Linked DNA regions of Homo sapiens: region 2 is linked to region 1. Evidence: chromatin contacts called from ENCODE Hi-C or POLR2A ChIA-PET data. All regions are on one chromosome and are shown on one strand. The core of a region is the stretch at or near the end of the contact, and the rest is flanking DNA. Distances in the headings are between cores, read along the strand shown. Region 1 holds the start of DPH1 (diphthamide biosynthesis 1). Region 2 holds the start of ABR-AS1 (ABR antisense RNA 1).

Region 1 (5,534 bases), core at 110-2,609:
CGGCTCACTGCAACCTCAGCCTCTCGGACTCAAGCAATTCTCCTGCCTCAGCCTCCCGAGTAGCTGGGATTACAGGCGTGTGCTACCACACGCGGCTAATTTTTGTATTTTTAGTAGAGACAGGGTTTCCACCATGTTGGCCAGGCTGGTCTCAAACTCCTGACCTCAGGTAATCCGCCCGCCTCAGCCTCCCAGAGTGCTGGGATTACAGGTGTAAGCCACCGTGCCCGGCCACGCACGGCTATTTTTTATTTTTTTGTGCATACAGGGTCCCCCTATGTTTCCCAGACTGGTGTGGAATTCCTGGGCTCACACAATCCTCCTTAGCCTCCCAAAGTGCTCAGACTAAAGGTGTAAGCCACTATGCCCTGCCCCGACAATTAAGCTTAGTTCAACCCCGTTATCTCTTCAGGAGCCACAGAGTCTGAGGATATGAAAAGGCAAGAAATTAACTTATTCAACGAATATGTATTGAGACTGTGCTATGTGCCACAACTTCTGCTAGGGCCCCACACTATGATAGGAGGGACCCGCCCAGACATGAGGCTTCACCCACTGTGTGGGCGGCGGTGGGGATGGTCCAGCGGAGGCTGGGGCCCTGAGATCAGATTTGAACGTTACCACTGCTATGGTTTTTGGCCAGTTGTTTCAAAAGCCTTGGACAATCAGCCTAGGCTTCCTAGGCCCATTACAGATCCTCCTCTGACAGGTCCCTAGTGGTCGCTGGCGTGTAAGGAACTGCTAACATTAGCCCTTCAATGTGTCCCAGGGACCAGTAGGCACCTCCTCCTTTATCACGTGGCTATGATATGTTTACATTAACATTCCCCCAGTAGACTGAGATCTCTGATTCTAGTACCTGCACCCAGCGCAGGCCTGGCATTCGGTGGGCGCTCAGTTAATGCCTGGCGAATGAAACCTTTTGCCTCTTCCCTGAAAGCATTCCCTGAGGGCGCACTCGTAAAATGCCCGCTGCATCTGGCCTGGCCCTTTCCCTCCCCGTCGAGTCCATTTTATCCGTCTACCCGCCAAGACAAGGCTGTAGTTTCCGATTGGAGGATTAAGGGCTGCTCTCGGTCGTGCCCTAAAGCTGCAAAAGACTGGTACCCCTGGGCTCCGGCTGACAGCGACCCCGAGCTGGTGACAGCGGCCCAAGGCGACTAACAGCGGGATCTAGCGGAGAAAGGCGCCGCCGCCGTTAAAGGGGGTTGGTCCTGTCCCTAACTTGGGGGCCCCGCCCCGAGATGCGAGGTCTGGAGGGCGCAGCGTTCCAGCACCCACCTCTGCCAGGGCCGTCTCGGCCGCCCTGCTCCGCTGCCCCGGATACGACCAGCGCCGCCATCACCTGCCTGCGCATGTGGTACTAAAAAGACAGCGCTGGAAGAACGCGGAGAGCGCAGACATTGCGATCGATCGCCGATCGGCCAGCGGGGGCGGGGGATACCCGCTGGGCGGGGCCATAAAGGAGGAGATAGGGGCGGGGCTGTAGTGGGCTCCACCCCAGCCCAGAATGCCGGGACTCAGGATTCCCTAGAGGTCCCCGACTATGCAGTTGCCCTTGCCCTGCGACTTAGTCTCCCACTCCTCTCCCCGGCCGGGCACGAGCCTGGCACTCCCGGACCGGTGCTCTCCTATGTGCGAACTCCCTGCACGAACTCTGCAGGCCGAGTCTTGTGAAGGGGACACCCACCAGATGTTCCTTGAGCCCCCCCTGCCAGTCTCCCCTCCTGGTAAGCAGTGGTCGGTCACCCGGCCGCCGTGTGGGGCCACGTTCCCTACCTAGGGGGACTCTACTGTCCGGCAGGACAGAACTCAGGGACCACCAGCCCAGCTCCAAGTTGAGAGTCTTGGTGCAGGTTTGTGGATCGCCCTTATCAGCTTTTTAAATTATTTTTTTTGAGACAGGGTCTTGGTCTGTCGCCCAGGCTGGAGTGCAGTGGTGCGATCATGGTTCACAGCAGTCTCAACCTTCTGGGCTCAATTCATCTTCCTGCCTCAGCCCCCTGAGTACCCGGGACCACAGGCGTACGTTCAGCTAATTTTTTTTTTTTTTTTTTTTTTTTTTTTTAGTAGAGATAAGGTTTCACTATTTTGCTCAGGCTGGTCTTGAACCTCTGGACTCAAGCAATCCTCCCACTTTGGCCTCCCAAAGTGCTGGGATTACAGGCGCGAGCCACTGCACCCAGCCTTTATCACCTTTAGAATCCACTGCGTAGACCCTGTAGAAACTGCCCCTCTGGGGAAGGCCCACAGCCTGAGGGTGCTTTCCTGGGAAGGTGGGCAGTGGAGGACTGTGATGTCTAACCCTTCTGGACCCTGGCCAACCTTTGCCCTGCCCCTCAGGGCTGGTCTTTCTCCTGATCACTGGCCAGAGCCCCAGAGACCCCAAAGAGAAGACAGCCAGTGAGACGGCTTTGACCTGTGGAAGAGCAAAGTACCTGCAGGACTGGCCCTCAGCAGTCTGTCCCGTGGAACAATGGTCTTCCAGGTCTGACGGTCTACCCAGCCCCCTGGCATCCTCCTCCTCTCTCTGCGGTGGTGCTGTGATCACAGCTGGCCCTTTAAGTCAGCTCTGTGTCCTCGGGCTCCCCCAGAGGCCCTCCCTGCTTGGAAACCCCTAATTAAGGTGCAGGGAGAAGTAAAAACAAGCAGCCAGAGACAGGCCCTGCCTGGGAGGCTGCCCAGAGAGGAGGAATGGCTGGACAGGCAGGGAGTGAGCAGCTGAGGGACCATCACCAAGGGTCAGTGCTGTGCCCCCCAGGCCACCGGCACTCTTAGGACAGGTAGCTCTAGACAGAAAAGTGACCAATGTGGGTCCCAGGAACACTCCCCTCAACTCGATAAGCGTCCGGACTAGACCTTCCCATCTCCCCCCAGCTTCTCTGGATCCCCAGGGTGCAAGATCTGAATTCTGGGAGCTCAGCCCCTCCTCTCTCAGGACACTGCTGCCCAGCCTGTGGACAGCCTTAGCTGTGACTGCAGCATGGAGTTTCAAGGGGAAAGGACTGGCTCCAACTGAGCAATGGCTTCTCCCTAGCAGGCGCCATATCCCTTGGGACCTTTCCCTCATCAGAGGTGGGGCCTGTTTGATGGCAAAAGTCCCATCCCTCTAGTAACATTGCCCCGCACCCGCTGTGCCTAATGAGCTGCTCTGGCCCCCATTAGGAAGCCGGATGATGCCTAGGAGAACTGGACATGAAGAACAGATGTGAGAATGCTTCCCCAAGACTCCGTGGTGCAGGACATTGGGGGCTGCCATTCAGCTTGGGCTGAGGGCACCTCCATCTGTCTGTGGGGGTCTCCCTGCCTGAGTTACTCAGCAGTCTGAGTAATTACTGCCTGACAAGAAGGCGGGCACAGTGCACCCCCACAGTACACCACAACACCCGCCTTCACTCGCCCCCACTCCCTGGCTGGACTCCAAGGCAGCACCCAACCCTCCTGAGGCCTGAAATAACTCTGCTTCTCACACTCACGCCCAGCCCCAGCCAACTTTTCCTAAGACGCTAGAGTTTGTGGGCTAGGGGGTCATGGGGAGGCGGCTTGGAGAGGTGGAAGGAGGATTATCCCACATTCAGGCCCTGAGTCAGGCCCACACTTTATCGCTGATCTGTGATGTGACGTTGAGCAAGTTGTTCATCCTCTCTGGGCCTCGGTGTACTTACAGAGGACCTCTCAGGCTCCCAGTGTCAGGGCTAAGGCAGGCAGTGGGGTGAGCACTGCCTTGTAGCTGGTGGCTAAGAGAAGGAATACCTCACCTTCTGTTCTACGCCAAGAGGGACCAATCTTTTTTTGTTCGTGTTTAACTGCTCCTGTGGCCATGGGCAGTGTGCCCAGAGTAGCAGCCATCCATCTTTTTTTATCTTTAAACATTTTTTTGAAATAGAGATGGAGTCTCACACTGTTGCCCAGGCTGGTCTCAAACTCCTGGCCTCAAGCAATCCTCCCACCCCAGCCTTCCAAAGTGGTGAGATTATAGGTGTGAGCCCATGGTCCTCAGGAAGGACCAATCTTATCTATCTTCAGAACAAGGTTACTTCTCACCTTCAAGCATCTACGTGGAATGCCCTTCCCCCTTCTTAGTGTGGTGAACTCAGCCTTCAAGACCTAACTCCAAGGGCACCTCTTCTGTGACTGTTTCCTGATTATCTGGTAGCCCCTGGCAGAGCTAGCAGAGCCCTTTCGCAGTCTTTGTGACTTCTGTCAGTCACACTCTAAGATGGTTTGCGGGTCTTTCTTTTCCCACGACACCTGAAGCTTCTGGAAGTCCAAGCCCAGAGCCTTAGCTCAAATCTGAAGCTTCAGTGCCACCAAATGCAGGTGTGAGTGAATACGTCAGACTGGCCTTCTTTTTTTTTGTTTGTTTTGTTTTTTTGAGACAGTCTCGCTCTGTCACCCAGGCAGGAGTGCAGTGGTGTGATCTCGGCTCATTGCAATCTCCATCTCCTGTGTTCAAGAGATTCTCCCGTAGCCTCCCAAGTAGCTGGGATTACAGGCGCACACCACCACGCTCGGCTAATTTTTGTATTTTTAATAGAGACGGGGTTTCACCTTGGCCAGGCTGGTCTCGAACTCCTGACCTCAAGTGATCTGCTCAGCCTCCCAAAGTGCTGGGATTACAGGTGTGAGCCACCGCGCCCAGCCTGGCCCTTTTTTTTTTTTTTTTTTTGAGACAGAGTCTCACTCTGTCACCCAGGCTGGAGTGCAGTGGCGCGATCTCGGCTCACTGCAACCTCCGCCTCCCGGGTTCAAGCGAGTCTCCTGCCTCAGCCTCCCGAGTACCTGGGATTACAGGCGCCTGCCACCATGCCCGGCTAATTTTTGTATTTTTATTAGAGACCGGGTTTCACCATGCGGGCCAGGGTGGTCTCGAACTCCTGACCTCGTGATCTGCCTGCCTCCGCCTCCCAAAGTGCTAGGATTACAGGCGTGAGCCACCGCGCCCGGCCCTGACCTTCTTTTTGACCTTCCTATCATGTCACCTTTTCCTACAAGGAGGGATTCAGTTGGATTTCTGCTTGGATGTCACCTGCTCAGAGCAGCTTTCCTTGACTGCCACCTCTACCCCCGTGTCAGCTCCAGAACAATACTCTGCTTGTTTTTCTTCGAAGCACAATCTTCCCATCTTCTCTGGACTTTCCTCATTTGGCCCCTATTAAAATGGAAACTCCTTGAGGACAGGGCAAAGACAAGTCTTTTTCGTCTGCTGAATTTTCAGGAACAGTAGTGCCCCACACATGCTGAGCCTTCGGTGAATGTGTGTTGAATGACAGCCTTGGTCCATCCGCTTTTTCTTCTCTCCGAATCCCTCTGATCCCAGGCCAGCAGGGGGTGCCGCCTCCACCCAGGATCTCGCCTGGCCCGAACCTTCTCTTCCCTCAGCTCAACAGGCCCCTGCGGGACCCGCTTTCCAAGCGGCGCCTCCTCCATTTTCCGCGAACCCCCCGGCGGGGTCTGTGTGGACCAAGGGAGATCAGAGACCCCCCGCCGCCACCCCACCCAGGCGGAGACGGCCCACCCGAACCCGCACGGGT
Region 2 (4,991 bases), core at 1,271-3,770, 850 kb after region 1:
CTCACTCTGTTGCCCAGGCTGGAGTGCAGTGACAGGATCTCGGCTCACTGCTGGGATTACAGGCACATGCACCACGCCTGGCTAATTTTTGTGTTTTTAGTAGAGACGGGGTTTCACCATGCTGGCCAGGATGGTCTCGAACTCCCAGACTCAGGCTATCTGCCCATCTCGGCCTCCCAAAGTGCTGGGATTACAGGCATGAGCCACCGCGCCTGGCCAGTCCCAGCTTTTAAGGACCTGATGGGCCAGTGAGGGTGCAAACTCTCGGTTTTTTGGTCATCACAGTCTATTTTTGGTTTTGGTTTTTCATTTGAATGTAGAGGGCCCCACTCCCTCCCACCCACTGTGTATTCAGCCTCTGCACGCACCGGGGCTCCCTGCCTGGCCCCCGCATGGGAACATATTTTTGTCATCAGCGGTGACCTCTGGGTGATCAAGGAAGCAGAGACTCCTGGGGCCTTCCTGTCGTGTGCAGTGGAGCTGAGCTGCTAACATGAGAAGGGAGGAAATGTGGAGATACCCAGTTTTGGTTCTAGGGCCCGTCCCCTTTTTTCTGTCCTGGCCAAGAACCAAGGCTTCTACCTTGATTGGTAGAAGCAAGAGTTGGTCGTTGGAGAGGCCGTGAGTAGCACGTGCTTGGGAATTAGGAGCAGGGCAAATAGCCTTGAAAATGGGATGTACCTTCTTCCCACTCAGCCCCTCGTCATTAACCCAGTGCTCCTGGCGGTGCACCCAACCATGAAATCCCCTTTAAGTCCAGTGATGAGGCAGGAGCAGGCAGGTCACCCTGGGGTTGGAGAGCCGCAGACAGTCTGAGTGCACAGGCTGGAGGGAGGGCTGGGAGGGTGGAGAGCACTGGCCCCAGGGACTGTCTGGGGAATGCTTAGAAGGGGCCTGGAGGAGGCAGCGTGATAGATGGGGGTTCAGTGCCTTGGGGAGCACTGGCTGGTCCCCACCCGGTCCACATTTAGCTGAATCAGGAAGGTCTGTCTGCCACAGCTCCCCGCTCCTCTGACAGATTGGGGTTGATCGCTGGGGTTAGAGCACTTCAGGGTAGCATCACCTTTGGCAAAGCCCGGAGGAGAAGGACTCTTTAACTCCTTCCTTCCCAGCGCGTGACGTTGGATCTCCCCAACTCCTCAGTGCCAGGGATGCGGAGGTTTCTGTTCCCACCCAAATCACTGTGGTGCTCAAAGGCTCACACACTTGTCTCTGTGGCCAAGGTTAGCATCTGGCCGTGGTGTTAACATCTACTGGAAGCCATCCAACAAAGGCATCAAGGGAATCTCGAAGTGACTGCCCTTTCCTGAGACACGTTGTCTGAGACAGACGTCTGGAGATGGAAGAGGGTTGACAGGGTTTCCCAGAGGGTGGTCTCTAACCCCATGGACCCGCAGAGATTTCTCAGGACCTTCAGCACCCGGTGATCACCAGTTAGCTGGCCGTGGAGGCAGTATGCGTGGTGTTTAAGAGCATGAACAGGCCGGGCGCGGTGGCTCACGCCTGTAATCCCAGCACTTTGGGAGGCCGAGGCGGGCGGATCACGAGGTCAGGAGATCAAGATCATCCTGGCTAACAAGGTGAAACCCCGTCTCTACTAAAAATACAAAAATTAGCCAGGCGTGGTGGCACGTGCCTGTAGTCCCAGCTACTCGGGAGGCTGAGGCAAGAGAATGGCGTGAACCCGGGAGGCGGAGCTTGCAGTGAGCCGAGATTGTGCCACTGCACTCCAGCCTGGGCGACAGAGCGAGACTCTGTCTCAAAAACAAACAAACAAACAAACAGAAAAAGAGCATGAACAGAGTGCCAGGGTTCAAGTCCCAGCCCTCACTTACCCTCTGAGTGGGTTACTCAGCTGCTCAGGGCCTCGGTTTTCTGACCTGGAAAATGGAGAAAACAGAGATAACAGTGACATTCACGGTGAGATCACGCTAGTGAACGAAACGCTAAGCCGGGCACACAGTCGGTGTTCTGTGTTCGTTATCAGAAGTTTCCTCTGTAGAGCCCTCAAGATTTGTCTCTCCCTCTACCCTCTATCGTGTTGTGGAGTGGAGGGTCCGAGAGTGCCAGGATTGGACAGAATGTAGACAGAAAAAAGCAAACTATGGCAACGCGAAGGAAAGCAACTGCCACATTTTAGCTTGGAGGATGCTGAAAATAGCTTGTTCAAGCCTTTGTAGATAAAAATGTAAAATGTACGCAAATGTATGTGACTCACGCAGAAGCATACATCCATAGCTCCCTCACAGTCAGCGCCGGATGTGGCCATCAGGAAAACCCCACAGTGTGGGGAGAGGGCCCGAGCGTTCTTGCTTGTTGTTGTTTTGAGGAGGGGACGGTGCTGCTGCCTCCTGGGCTGGTGGCTCCTGGTGGCGGCAGCTCACGCCCGTTTCCACCTTTCCCCTGGGCTGTCTTCCGAGAGTTCCAGGTGGGAAGAAGAGATGCCCTTGGCCCCTCATGGCTCCTCCGGCCTCGCGGTCCTCCGAGAGCCTGCTCGTTCCCTTCCCATGCCGAAGCTCTATTTCTGGAGCGTCTCATTGGAGATGCACGCCCCCTCCCTGCCAAGCTCCAGGTGCCTGCTTGGCCCTCCCAATCCTGTGTGCTAGTCAGGGACGGTGGGAGGGTGACAGCTGCAGGGAGGGGCGGCAAGAGACAGCGCTGGTGCCTGAGCCAGGAGGATTGGGGCGGAGGGAGCCCTGGGGACGCAGGGACGGGCTAATAATATTGAAAACCACTTCTGCTGCAGCCACCTGTAGAGGCTTCCCCACCCAGAGCATCATCCTGTGCGTCTCCCAGGGGCTCCCCAGCCTGTGATGAGTGGGTGACCCCCATCTCCCCTGGGGCAGCTGCAGAGGCCTCTGCCCAAGCAGCTTATGGGGCTTCCTCTCAGCATCCTGGGGGAGGAGCTGCTTCTCCCCTTAAGAACTAGATGTGTGTGTGTCTGTTTGGAGTGATGAGGACCGACCCCCACACCCCTCCAGCGTTCTGCGGGTGCCGACCACACTGCCCCCGGCAAAGGCCAGGCTGACTTAACCTTCCTGGTAGGCCTCTGTAGGGCTGGGCTCCCAGAAGTTTTCCCCTTAAGCTGCCTGGGGATGGGGTGGGGTGGAGACAGCTCCGGTATCTGAAATGTCACTATCTGGGGTACCGGGCCCCCTGGGTGGGCCCCACTGCTTCCCTTTCCCTGGGTTCAGGAAGGGGCTTCAGCCCCACTGCCCTGGACCCCCCTGGCCTGACTCCCCTCCTGTCCTTCCCTGCTCCAGGGTCGCTTGGCCCAAAGAGGTCTGTGGGGAAGCTGCCATGGCTCCCACAGAATCAGCCCACAGGAGACAGGCATGGGGCCCCCAATCTCTTCACTGCCCTTGGGCGAGGGGGTCTTCCTTAGAGGGAATTTCGTCTCTAAACGGTCATTTCTCAGGCCTCTTGACCCGACTTCCCACCATTTCTAGGTGATGATGCAAACACGATGGGCTTTCCAGGCCGCGGCTCGGGGTCCCCAGGAGGGGTCCTGGAGGGGAACGCGTGGAGCCCTTGGGGCTTCTCCTGGCTCCAGTTTGTCCTCCGCCCAGGAGGGGCACATGTGGGACTGTCCTGGCCCCACAGCCCCCGTGACTTCGGTCCTCCCGGGTCTCCACCCGCCCCCCTCCATGTGTGGCGGGAACGGCCGCGCTCAGAGGTCAGGGGTGTGGAAAGGGACGAGCGGGGGAAGGTTCGGGAGGAGAGAGGCGCGTCCCGCGGCGCGCAGGACGTTCACCCCGTGGGTCCCGCAGCGGGTCTGGCTGGGGAGGGGCCCGGCCGCCGCTCCCGCCCGCGAAGCCGCGCTTGGAGATCCCGGGCGGGAGGTGATGTCACCCCTGTGGGCTCCCGGGCCCCCCACGGCACCTGGTTTGCGGATCGCCAGGATCCTGCTGAGCCCGGCGCGGGGGGGACGAGGGGGACCTGGGTCTGCGCCGCCGCCTGGAGACCCCCCGAGACCCCCGCGGCCCCTCCTCGCCCAGCGCCGGAGCCCCGCTGCCCCCTTAGCCCGGCCGGGGGCGTCCTGCGGAGGGCGGAGCCTCGAGCCGATTGGTCCCTCCCCGCCCCGCCCCCGCACCAAAGCCCCGCCCCCGCACCAAAGCCCCGCCCCACCACGAAGCCCCACCCCCGCCCCGCCCCCCGCGAAGTTGCTCATCGGTTCCGGGATCCGCAGCTGGGCTCGGCGCGGCCGCTGGGGCCGGGAGGGTTCGGGAGGGTTTTGGGGGCTCCCGCCCCGCCCTCGCCCCTGCCCCGGCCGCCCCGCGCTCCTCCCGGGGACCTGGTTCCCGGCCTCCTCGCCCCTCCGCGCTCGCAACTTCGGCCTCCCCCGGCTCCCGCCCGCTCTCCCTCCTTTGTTGCGCGATGAGGGTCGGGTTTCGGATCTGACCGAGCCGCCGCCGCGGGATGGAGCCGCTCAGCCACCGGGGCCTGCCGCGCCTGTCCTGGATCGACACCCTCTACAGCAGTACGTGTGCCGGGCGGGGGCGGGACCCCAGGATCGGGATCGGGACCCCAGGATGGAGATCGGGACCCCAGGATCGGGATCGGGACCCCAAGATCGGGATCGGGACCCAGGCACCGGGCTGGTCCGGGGAGCGCGGGCGGGGGCGAGATCGGGGTCCGGATCGGGGTCGGGTTGGGAATCGGGATCGGGGTCGGGACCCAGGAGCCGGGCTGGTCTGGGGGGCGCGGGCGGGGGGTCCCCAGAGAGGATTCCTGCGGTCCGGGGGCGGGGACCGTGGGCGGACCGAGCCGAGAGCTGCGTCCCCCCTCCCACCTGTTGTGAACCCGGCCTCCGCGAGCCTCAGGGGAGGGAGGCCCTTCTGGGTGCTGCCCCCGCCCCTGGACCGGCAGCTTCTCTGTCCAGGCTGAAGCCGAAAGGCCGTTTTGGGAGCAGTCGTTGGCACCCGAGTTTGCCACCCCAGGGGCACCGGGTCATGTGTGGTTCAGGGCCCAGGGGTTCGGTGCTGGGGTGG

The links. Hi-C counts contacts between places; a loop is a spot of excess contacts on that map. ChIA-PET counts read pairs that join two places held with the same protein, here RNA polymerase II (POLR2A). Pooled maps may share reads with other maps.
Region 2: a loop to region 1 is called in a pooled map, with 5 times the contacts of the local background. The contact joins the promoter of ABR-AS1 here to the promoter of DPH1 in region 1. A Hi-C loop is called at or near these places in 3 of 50 pooled maps. POLR2A ChIA-PET finds 5 or more read pairs at or near these places in 3 of 52 experiments (A549, B cell and activated B cell).

Annotation. Positions count from the first base shown.
Region 1 is chr17:2,025,978-2,031,511 of GRCh38, reverse strand. It overlaps DPH1 (diphthamide biosynthesis 1), which reads right to left and starts at 1,359. Exons shown (of 13, transcript NM_001383.6): 1 at 1,282-1,359. The coding sequence starts at 1,342. RefSeq lists enhancers at 428-1,019, 1,020-1,611, 5,117-5,534.
Region 2 is chr17:1,179,156-1,184,146 of GRCh38, reverse strand. It overlaps ABR-AS1 (ABR antisense RNA 1), which reads right to left and starts at 2,520. Exons shown (of 3, transcript NR_187271.1): 1 at 2,219-2,520; 2 at 1,836-1,880. ABR (ABR activator of RhoGEF and GTPase) reads left to right here and starts at 4,166. Exons shown (of 23, transcript NM_021962.5): 1 at 4,166-4,480. The coding sequence starts at 4,420. RefSeq lists an enhancer at 3,359-4,125.